Regions from separate parts of the Homo sapiens genome. Here region 1 is linked to region 2. The links are chromatin contacts, found by Hi-C or POLR2A ChIA-PET in ENCODE. All regions are on one chromosome and are shown on one strand. The core of a region is the stretch at or near the end of the contact, and the rest is flanking DNA. Distances in the headings are between cores, read along the strand shown.

Region 1 (5,576 bases), core at 817-3,316, 43 kb after region 2:
GCAACATAAAAACATTGGATTAGGCATTCAAGACAGGTGAGAACAAACCGTCCCTGACAGCTGAATACCTAGGCCCTGGTTTCAGACAGGGACTTCTGAGATGAGACAAGATCCAAGGAGATGGGAGCAGGGAGGGTGTCAGACCATGGGCTACAAGAGCTTTAGGGAGCAAAGGTAACTATTGCGTTTGCTTTCTTTTGAGAAGTTTTAGGTTGTTTTGTCAATGACAGCTAATGTTTGGCAAAGTGGTAACACAGGAAGAAAAATGTATTTCTTAGCATAATTATTGATATGGTTTGGATTTGTGTTCTTGCCCAAATCTCATGTCGAATTGGAGGAGGGGCCTGGTGAGAGGTGATTAGATCATGGGGGTGAATTTCCCCCTTGCTGTTCTGGTGATAGTGAGCTGATCATTTAAAAGTGTTTGGCACCTTCCCCCACCTCTTTTCCTGCTCTGCCATGTAAGACGTGCTTGCTTCACCTTTGCCTTACAATGTGATTGTAAGTTTCCTGAGGCTTCCCACTCATGCTTCCTGTACAGCCTGTGGAACTGTGAGTCAATTAAACCTCTTTTCTTCATAAATTACCCAGTCTCAGGTAGTTCTGTATAGCAGTGTGAGAACAGACTAATACAATTCTCTATAAGGAAGAGATCTACATGTCTTCTAACGGGCAGGCTAAACATAAAAAGGTAGTCACAGACTACGATACTTGTGTTTTGCCTGGGGTGCATAAGGTGTGTAAAGTGAAGGATAGAGTATAATTAGGAAAATAGAAGAGATTTTTAGAGGCCATGTTGGGTAGAGAGAAGAAAGCCAATGAGGAATAAAGCCAACTTCTAGCAGAAATGACAGTTAAGAAAAGGGCCTCAGTTTTAGGTGATAACTGCCTGATAGTATGCCACTGATTCATAAGAAACGGGAAGATAAAACAAGGGGTGAGCAAAGATTTTGGTGGGAAAGATTTGATAACTATAGAATTAGTGTAGAATATTGTAGGATGAGTTCAGTTTTAGAGTCAAGACCCTCTGTGTTCAAACCATACCTCATCACATTCTGTTAGTATTAGCTTTTATGCTCCTCAGACTGGAGTGAAAAATGGAGAGATGTGCTCAGTGTTTCAGTTCTTTCTGAAAAATAATTTTACTAGCAGTCATAAACATTTTTTACACTGACAAAAAGCACATATATTTTGAAGTAGGATGAAACATTTGCCTGACGAATTTAAAAAATAAAGACATTTCTCACTGATTAGTAGTAGCTGTGGGATATGCCTTCATATTTCTTGCAGCCCATATTCAATTTCCTTTGTCATTAAGAGGACTTTAGTTAAAAAAAAATAATAAAGAGGCTGTATGAACCTGTTTTGAATCACTATAAAATTGGGGTTGGGTGGTGGTGGAATGACTTTGTATATCTAACCACCTAGCCCTGATCCTGACATATGCTCAGTGACTGAAAGTACTATTTTCCTTGCCCTGCTCCTCCTCTCTTCCATTTATGACAAGAATAGGTGATGCTTCAATTTTTATTTAACCATTTTTTTAAATTCCTCTTCCAATATTGGGCAACTACAGATCTTTCCAACCAAAATCTTTGCTCACAGGAATATCTATAAAATATTTCTATATCAAATATATAGTGGAGGATATTCTTTTAGAAAATATTCAATATATACAGGTATAATTTTATTTTTTACTTTTTTTAAAAAATATATTCCTTTAGGCGATGAAAGGACAAGCCCCAGGAGTCAGGATGAGTCCTAATGCCGTCACCCAGTCACACCGCAGTGCTTGCCTGTGTCCTGCCGGCCCGCTCCTTGTTGCCCTGCACTGCGCGGCCGCAGCGGCACCATGATTGTGTTTGCCGTGCTCCTGTCGTTGGTGGCGGGTGTTTGAGGGAACGAGTTTAGTTCTTGGTCTGTTATTTTCAGAAATGGAAATTGGCCTATACCGGGAGAGTGAATCCCAGACGTGGCTGCATTGTCCATGGCCTTCTCTGTGAAGGAAAACCTTTCTTGGCCAGGACTTGCAGTAGGTGACCTATTTCATCGTCCTCGGGCTACCGTCATGGTGATGGTGAAGGGAGTGGACAAACTGGCTCTACCACCAGGCAGTGTCATTTCATACCCTTTGGAGAATGCAGTTCCGTTTGGTCTTGGCAGTGTTGCAAATTCCATTCGCTCTTTATTTTCTGACGAAACTCCTGTTGTTTTGCAGTTGGCTCCTAGTGAGGAAAGAGTGTATTTGGTAGGGAAGGCAAACTCAGTGTTTGAAGACCTTTCAGTCACCTTAGGACAGCTCCATAATTACTTGTTTCAGGAAAACTCCATTCTCAGTTCATTTCCCCTGAATTCTCTGAGTAGGAACAATGGAGTTGACTTGCTCTTTCTTTCTGAACTCCAAGTGCTACATGATATTTCAAGCTTGGTGTCTTGTCATAAGCATCTAGCCAAGGATCATTCTCCTGATTTATATTCACTGGAGCTGGCAGGTTTGGATGAAATTGGGAAGCATTACAGGGAAGACTCTGAACAATTCATAGTTGCTTCTAAAATCCTGTTGACGCTCTGCAAGAGTTTGCAGATAACATGTACAATCTTTACAGTGGGAATGCAGTGGTAGAGTTAGTCACTATTAAGTCATTTGACACCTCCCTTATGAGGAAGACAAGGACTATCTTTGAGGCAAAATAAGTGAAGAACCCAGCAAGTCCCTATAACCTTGCGTATAATTTTGAATATTCAGTGATTTTCAACATGATACTTTGGATAATGATTGCCTTGGCCCTGGCTGTGATTATCACTTCTTACAATATTTGGAACATGGATCCTGGATATGATAGCATCATTTATAGGATTACAAACCAGAAGATTCGAATAGATTGAATATTCCTTGTGCCAGAATTAGAAAAGGGGTTTGGAAATTGGCTGTTTTGTTAAAATATATCATACATTGTGGTTTAAAGTAGATAGCATACTTTAAATTTATTAAAACCTCACATTTCTTCTCTATTTTGTGTGTGCCTATGGTTTTTTTTAGAGTGAATTACAGTATTGATGTGAATCAAACTGTACAGTGTAGATTCCATAATATACTGAAATATATCATAGCCATTTAATAACACGATTTCATTCCCTTTAATGAGTTTGGAAATATGCACTGAAAGAAATTAAAACATTTAGAATAGCTTGTGTTATTTATTATGGAAAAATGCACTGAATTTATTAGAGAAACTTATGAATGTTTAACTTCTTTACACAGCATAGGTGAAAATCATATTTGGACTGTTGTATACTATGAACAATTTGTAAATGTCTTCATTTGATATAAGTATCTCTGAAACAAGAGGAAAGGTTTTTAACTTCGAATAGCCCTAAAATATGGATGTGCTTATACAGTCACTTAGTTTTGGAACTCTTTCTGATTGACAGAGGATGGCTGTTTTTTAACCTTCTTCAAGTTTGGTGACCCATACTCTAGTATGGATACTAAAAATATTACATTTATGTAAGAAGAAACTAGCCTTGTGGAGTATAGATGCTTTTAATTATACACACAAAAATCATTGAGGCATGAACATAAAATATTTTTAGTTCAGTAACTTCTCCCCCTGTGTAAGGTACTATGGTTTGTGGTCCAACTTCATCCTGTAGAATATTAAGTGGAAGTGGATGAGTTCTACTTTTTGGAATGGACTCATGTCTATAAAGACTGACACGTTAATAATAATTCCGAAAAAATTTTTCTTTAAAGCTCTTGTACCGAAAAAATTTTTCTTTAAAGCTCTTGTACTTAGCCAATATTTAATGTCCTGTTTACATAATGGAGTCTGAAACTCAGAGGAACTTCCTGGGGACCCAAAAAGTATAATGTATATCAAATAGAGTGAGATATATATTCATTCTGTATATTCAGGTCATAAAACACAATTACATTTAAAAGAATTTTAGACAGAAGCGACTTTGAATATATTACAGCTGCAATGCAGAAACACATTAAAGTTTTATGGATAAACATTTTTTCCACTGGAGGGTGCAATTTGTCAGTATATCAAAATAGTCACAGTTCCTTTAATGAGTATACTTTATAAATAATATCAGAGAGCTGATTATTTCCAAGACACTAACATAGAATGCTGAGCAGATTTCATGAAACTTTAAATAAATGAAATTTCACCAATAGGAATATGGGCTTTATTCCACAATATCCTTATGTGGAATATACTTACAATTAGGATCAAGTAAGCTGAACATAATTTTATTCTTCTGTTACCTTTTTTGGATACCATATATGACTTTCTTGGCTATTAATACTGCAAAAATATATACTAATAATTCATGCTGAAGATACAGTCCTACTTATAATATTATTAAGTTTTATAGTTGTTTTCTTTAGCAGTCTATGCATTTATTTACAATTCTTTATGAAATATGGATTTATTTTATTAGACTTTATACTCAGTAATAATGAGTAGTCTAAGATGAAATGTAAATTAAATAAGCATAAAACTAACATACATTTAACAAACTTTCTTTTATTATATATATCATATAGTATGAAGGCTATTAGATAATATGTGCTTGAGATATAATACTAATGAAACAAATTATAATAAAAGCTAGTATTTATTAAGCACTGGCTAGGTGTTAGGCACAGTTCTATATTTATTAACTTTGCATTTGTAATTTACTTCCTTATCACAACAACCTCAACAAATAGGTATCATTTTCTCCATTTCACAGATGAATTGAATGTGCCAAGATTTCTTGTCCAAGTCCATACAATTAATACCAGAACTCCACCGAGATGGCCTGGCTCCAGGGCCCAGATTTAATCACTATTCTACAGCTATGTTAACCTTGTTGATGCCATCCACTGCTACTCAAATACCAACGTGTTGATTTTTATTTTAGACACTTGAAGACAGGCACTTTCCATTATGAATTAATGTTTCAAAGATATCCATCAAATATGTATTTGTGTTTTCTATTCTGCCTAAATTAATAGAACTTCTTTAATTATGACTTAGATAAATGAACTTGTGGCAGAGCATCTTAATTGCCTACCCCAGCAGCTCTTTCCATCCCTCTCAGTAACAGAACACCAATATTTTGCTGGCATATTGCCACAGTATAAGGCTGCATTTTCCAGCCTCCCTCTCAGATATTAATGGCCACATAAATGAATGGGCAATGAAATGTTAAGTGTAAGTGTTGTGTGGAACTTCCAGGGAGTCTCCTCAAAAGCGGAGGTCTGTGATCTTGCTACACTTACTCTTAATTACTCTTTTCCACTACCTGCAATGTGGGCATGAAAACAGCTGGAGCTTAACAGCCATTTTGGATCTTGGGGCAGGATAACAGAATGACAGCCAGACAAGGCAGGAACTGCTGTTTCCTTTAAGCCCATATTTTGAAGCTTTCTCGCATACACAGCTGTATCTAATCCTACTAACAAGTTTGATAGGTTTTAAGAGTTCATTTTGTCTATCTTTTGAGCCTCGGTCCACCCCAGACCACAGCCTTTCTTTCTTTTTTTTTCTTTTTTTCAGACGGTAATCGCACTCTGTCACTCA
Region 2 (5,415 bases), core at 1,468-3,967:
AGCCAACATAAACATAACATCATATTATGTTCCTTTCAGGTATTTAAAAAGGATTTTCGAACTAGCATTACAAAATATGGTATACCTGAATGTATTTTTTTGTGCTTTGTAAGGTGATCATGACGGATAAATGTTTTTCCACATTCATCGCACTCATATCTTTTATCATCATGATGTACTCGTAAGTGAAGTCTATAAAGAAAAAAGAATTGAACACCATTAAAACTGGTGACATAGAAGGAAAAAGCTCAATAATGAATAAATGATGAATAAACAATGAAAACTGGGCTGTCTACTCAACCACTCATACATTATTGGCTTTATTTCTATGACTTTCAGAGTCCTTTTCAGTCTTTTACCACCTGACCCCAGGTCCCTACTCATCTCTTTCAAGAAAGCATTTCAACATTTGTATATGCTCAAACCACTTCTCAACATTATTCCTTCCCATCATATTAGATCCTAAATCTAGTTCACTGAATCTATCAAATGTCTAAGGTTATTATCTAGCTGACTGGCCAAGACTCAAAAATATAAAAAGTAGGAGTAATCAGAAAGGAATTAGAATCAGACAAATGAAGTAAGTGTACAAGTGACTAGGCATATCATGATGATAGCAAATGATACAGTAAATGGTATGGTTTGGCTCTGTGTTCCCACCCAAATCTCATCTCAAATTGTAATCCCCACATATTGAAGGAGGGACCTGGTGGCAGGTAACTGGATCATGGGGGCAGTTTCCCCATGCTGTTCTTGTAACAGTCAGTGAGTTCTCACAAGATCTGATGCTTTAAAAGTGTTCCAGCAGTTGCCCCTACTCTCTCTTTCTCCTGCTTCGCCTAGGTAAGACGTGCCTTGCTTGCACCTTCACATACCGCCATGATTCTAAGTTTCCTGAGGCCTTCCCAGCCATGCGGAACTGTGAGTCAATTAAATCCTTTTTCTTTGTAAGTTACCCAGTCTCAAGTATGTCTTTATAGCAGTGTGAAAACAGACTAATAGAGCAAATAATGGAGAATCTGTCCTATTCTGGATAATTGTTATCAACTACAAACTGATATTTAAGAATTTTCTTTTCTAAGAACTCAACTTTATGAAAATTACATCTTACTGCTTTTCTTCACACCAATAGAACAAAATGGGGCTCATTTTATAGTCACCCAAAGACAGTATAAAAGGCTCAGATTATTAAGATTAATTTAACTTGAATTACTTTTATCTCCAGAGCCTCTCTCTCTATATATATTCTAATGAAAGGAATAGCTTTCCCTTGCAAATTGCCAAAATAAGTGTTGATTTTACCAAGACCAACTGACTAGACTACCTCTAAAGGGGAAGTATTCAATTTAAACTTAAAGCAAGATAAATAATAAATGAAAGTGTATATATTAAAGCCTTGTAACATTTTAATAAAAATTAAAATTGTACACACATTTCAGAAGTAGTTACATATTATTTATTTAGAAAAAAACTTTTCATAAACTGCAAATATGGTCAAGGATTCAACCACAGAAATAACTAAATAAGTTATAATCACTATTAATGCACAGAAGACTTTTGAAAATTGAGAATGGGGAGTTTTTTACTTTGTCTTACTTTCATATTAAAATGTTCTTTGATAGTAAAGAGTGGAGAAATACACTAAGTTTAACTGACTTTTCATTCAGAGAAAAGTAATGAAATAAATATTTAAATAATGCCTTAGTAAAGCCTTCTGCAAACTTGGTGTGAGAAAATATTTAATAATATTTTATACCACAGAATAAAGATAATAAAATGTTTAGTAAAAAAAAAATCTATGCAGTAAAGTTTTTGCACAACTTTGCATATCATAAGGACTAAGAAATGTTTCAATTCAACAAAGTAATAAGAAAATAGAACTAAAATAGAGATATAATTCTATCTTACTTAATAAAGGGAAAAAATGGTTTTACTTACCTATACGAACTTCCATGACGAAAACTTTGCCCACAAATACTACAAAGGTGAGGCTTTTCTCCACTGTGGATTCTCAAATGTTCTTTCAAAGTAGTTCTGCATTAAAATATATAGATTCGAGATTTTTTAAATGCCTATATATAGTAAATAGATTTCTGGAAAACTTACTAGAAAGGTATTCAAGCTAACTGATATTATGGCAATTCTCTCCTCTTTCTTACAATAATTTTGTTCTTTTCTATTCTCACTAGTATACAAACATGCTTGTTATAGCTCTCTCTCCTTAAAAACAAAAAATACTTCGGCCTCATTTGCCATTGGTTTGCTCAGAGATTTAATTACACAACTTAAGCAGACTTTCAAGAAGTATAATTTTAAAATGCTCATTATGACACTGAATTAAGTTGATGTGAATTTTGATAGAGAGGGTTTAATAATATTTAAGTAATCCAGTTTATCAGTACTATTTCTTCCAAATATGTGCTTAGTATTTATTGAAAAAATGTTTTAAAGCAAAGAAAATGTTGTAGTATTTCTAACTTCCAGGTGCTGATGTGAAAAAGGAACCTATATACAGAATGTAATTATTGCTATTCCTAAGTCTTCCAGCCCCACTGGCCCTGGATGGGCTACTATGAAACCATTACTCCTCAAAGTACATCACTAGCAATTCCTACAGTTCTAACCTTCAGAGCTTCCCCACATATCTAAAGTGCTGAGTAATAATGAACAAAGTTATTTTAAGGGGAAATAAAGTGAAAGGGAAATATGACTGACCTCTGCAGGCTTTTAGCTATCACTACTACAGTCATGTACTGCATAATGACATTTCAATCAATGACAGACCACATAAACAATGCTGTCCCATAAGATTACAACGGAGCTACACAATTCCTATAACCTAGTGGCATCATAGCACAATACATTACTCACATGTTTGTGGTGATGCTGTTGTAGACAAACATACTACATTGCCAACTGTATATAGGCATAGCACATACAATTGTGTCCAGTACATAATTATTGATAATGATAAGCGACTATGTTACTGGTATGTATTTACTATACTTTTTATCATGATTTAGAGTGTACTTCTTCTACTTATTAAAAAAAAAAGAAAACTAACTGTAAAACAGCCTCAGCCAAGTCCTTCTAGAGGTATTCTCTAAGAAGGCATGGTTACCATAGGACATGACAGCTCTATGCATGTACTGTCCCTGAAGACCTTCCAGTGGGACAAGATGTGCAGGTGGAAGACAGTGATATTGATGATCCTGACCCTGTGTAGGCCTAGGCTAATGTTTGTGTTTGTGTCTTTTGTTTTTAACCAAAAAAAAGTTTAAAAAGTAAAACATAAAAAATTTAAAAATATAAAAAAGCTTATAGAAAATAAAATATCTTTATGCAGCTGTACAATGTGTGTTTTAAGCTAAGTGTTACTTTAAATGAGTAAGAAGGTTGAAAAAATCAAAAGTTTATAAAATAAAAATGTTACAGTAAGCTGCTGTTCATTTGAGGGAAAAAATTTTAATACATTTAGTGAAACCTAAATGTACAGTGTTTATAAAGTCTACATTAGTGTACACTAATGTCCGCGGCCTTCACATTCACTCACCACTCACTCACTGACTCCCCTAGAGAAACTTCTAGTCCTGCAAGCTCTACTCATGATCGGTAACCTACACAAACACATATATTCTTTTTTATATTTTATACCATTTTTACAGTTCTTTTTCCATGCTTAAGTATGTTTAAATATATCAACACTTACCACTGTGTTACAATTATCTACAGTATTCACTACAGTAACATGCTATACAGGTTTGTAGCCTGGGAGCAATGGGCTGGCTAAACCACATAGCCTACATGTGTAGTAGGCTATACCATCTAGGTTTGCATAAGTACACTCTATATTTGTGTGATGACAAAACTGCTTAACAATGCATTTCTCCGAACATAGCACTATCATTAAGCGGCGCATGACTGTACTTGGTTTGTATTTCAATCCCATACCTAGTAAGTTTAAAGGATGAATCTGAAATAAAAGTAGAGTTTTGCCAGTAGATGGTGCTCTTCTACAAGGCCCACCAATATGACAGTCTGTAGATAACACCCAGCTTTGTGGAAAATATCTCTAAAGATATTCCCAGATCCCTACCTGTTAAATAGTTATAGTAAAAGATGGAAAGGTTATCTTTGGGATTCTTGTTTTGCCTTGATCCATCTGTTTTATAGCTTCCAAACCTGTGTCATTCATGTTACATTTCTGTTCTCCCTATCTTTGTAGCTTATTCTTTTTAAAAAACAAACAAAAACCCTTAATCTAGTTTTAGTGGGGTTTCAGAAAGACATAAAATATGTACATTAAATCATCCATCTAAAACCTGCAAATCTTGAATCCATGTCATCTTCCATAACATTTGTGTAATTCCTTTTTTCCTTATATTTCAAACTAAAGCACAATTCATGCATTTTGTGTCTTATGTTACCCTAATTCCTATAAATCATATTGATTGATTATTTCTACATAATAGTACTAGGATTTTTGTGGGTGTGCAGATAATTCTTCACCTTTCTCGTACTGATTTTCCACAGATAAAGCAAGTCCATTTTCTCTTTCCACCATGAGTACATTCTATATGACGTTTCAAATTTCCAGTGTCGTTAAACTGGCGACCACATATATCACATGGAAAAGGACCTAAAAAGGAAAAAAAAAAAGTGTGCATTTAAAGTTTAAAGAGGAGATACTAAGTTAAATTTAATAGGTATGCTGTAAGTTCATGCCTATCCTATTGGTGCATATGTCATAATACACTGCAATTTCTCTTCTAGGTTATTTATTCCTAGAATAACATTTCCATATCCCTATAACCAAGTATAGGGCTCAGCATCTAACAAACAGAATGAATGCTGAACAAACTAATGAGTTAACAAATTGAAATGGCCAATTCCTGGTTTGAAATCAGACTGGAACAAAGTAGAAATGGCTGCATACTAAAGTTTTTGGGAAAGCGGGTAATAAAAAACTTTGGAAGAATGAATGGAGGACTTAAGAGAGTTTATAGTTTGGAAATATTTCTATTTGGTGATACAAAATTAAGCCCAGGCCTCTCATAGTAACACTGACATTAGTTGGATACTGAATTTCACTATGATTTTACCAAATAAAAAACTGGAGACAAGACAGTGTTCTACTGACTGACAAAATATAAGAAAGACAAAGAATGCGTAAAAAAGAAGTTTAGTAAATACAGCTCAAAGAAGCTATATATTAGCAAGAAGATGTCTCAGTATATGGAAGGACAAACTGAAGAAAGAATTCTAATGAATTAATCATAATAGCACAATGGAAAGAAAATAGAATTAAGATGCTGAAATTCAGAAACGTAACTATAAGCAAAATTGCTTGGTAGCCACAGTAGCTCTGGGTAAATTTCAATGTGTTTTACACATTAGAAATGAGAGATGACCTCA

What was found. Hi-C counts contacts between places; a loop is a spot of excess contacts on that map. ChIA-PET counts read pairs that join two places held with the same protein, here RNA polymerase II (POLR2A). Pooled maps may share reads with other maps.
Region 1: a map of PC-9 shows a loop between it and region 2 (6-fold over the local background). The contact joins two enhancer-like sites. A Hi-C loop is called at or near these places in 7 of 168 maps with a recorded cell type or tissue (CD8-positive, alpha-beta T cell, Caco-2, Calu3 and 4 more) and 6 of 50 pooled maps. POLR2A ChIA-PET finds 5 or more read pairs at or near these places in 2 of 52 experiments (A673 and activated CD4-positive, alpha-beta T cell).

What each region holds. Positions count from the first base shown.
Region 1 is chr1:197,220,370-197,225,945 of GRCh38, forward strand. It overlaps a transcript of CRB1 not described here and the pseudogene LOC127011. Among named protein-coding and RNA genes, the nearest start is that of ZBTB41, 22 kb to the left of the region's middle. Within about 2 kb of position 2,067, at least 2 of the 41 ENCODE cell types and tissues checked have a DNase peak (open chromatin) inside an H3K27ac peak, as active enhancers do; they include PC-9, where a contact is called at or near this core.
Region 2 is chr1:197,176,479-197,181,893 of GRCh38, forward strand. ZBTB41 (zinc finger and BTB domain containing 41) reads right to left here. Exons shown (of 11, transcript NM_194314.3): 6 at 4,510-4,639; 7 at 1,939-2,034; 8 at 86-192. Among named protein-coding and RNA genes, the nearest start is that of ZBTB41, 22 kb to the right of the region's middle. Within about 2 kb of position 2,718, at least 2 of the 41 ENCODE cell types and tissues checked have a DNase peak (open chromatin) inside an H3K27ac peak, as active enhancers do; they include PC-9, where a contact is called at or near this core.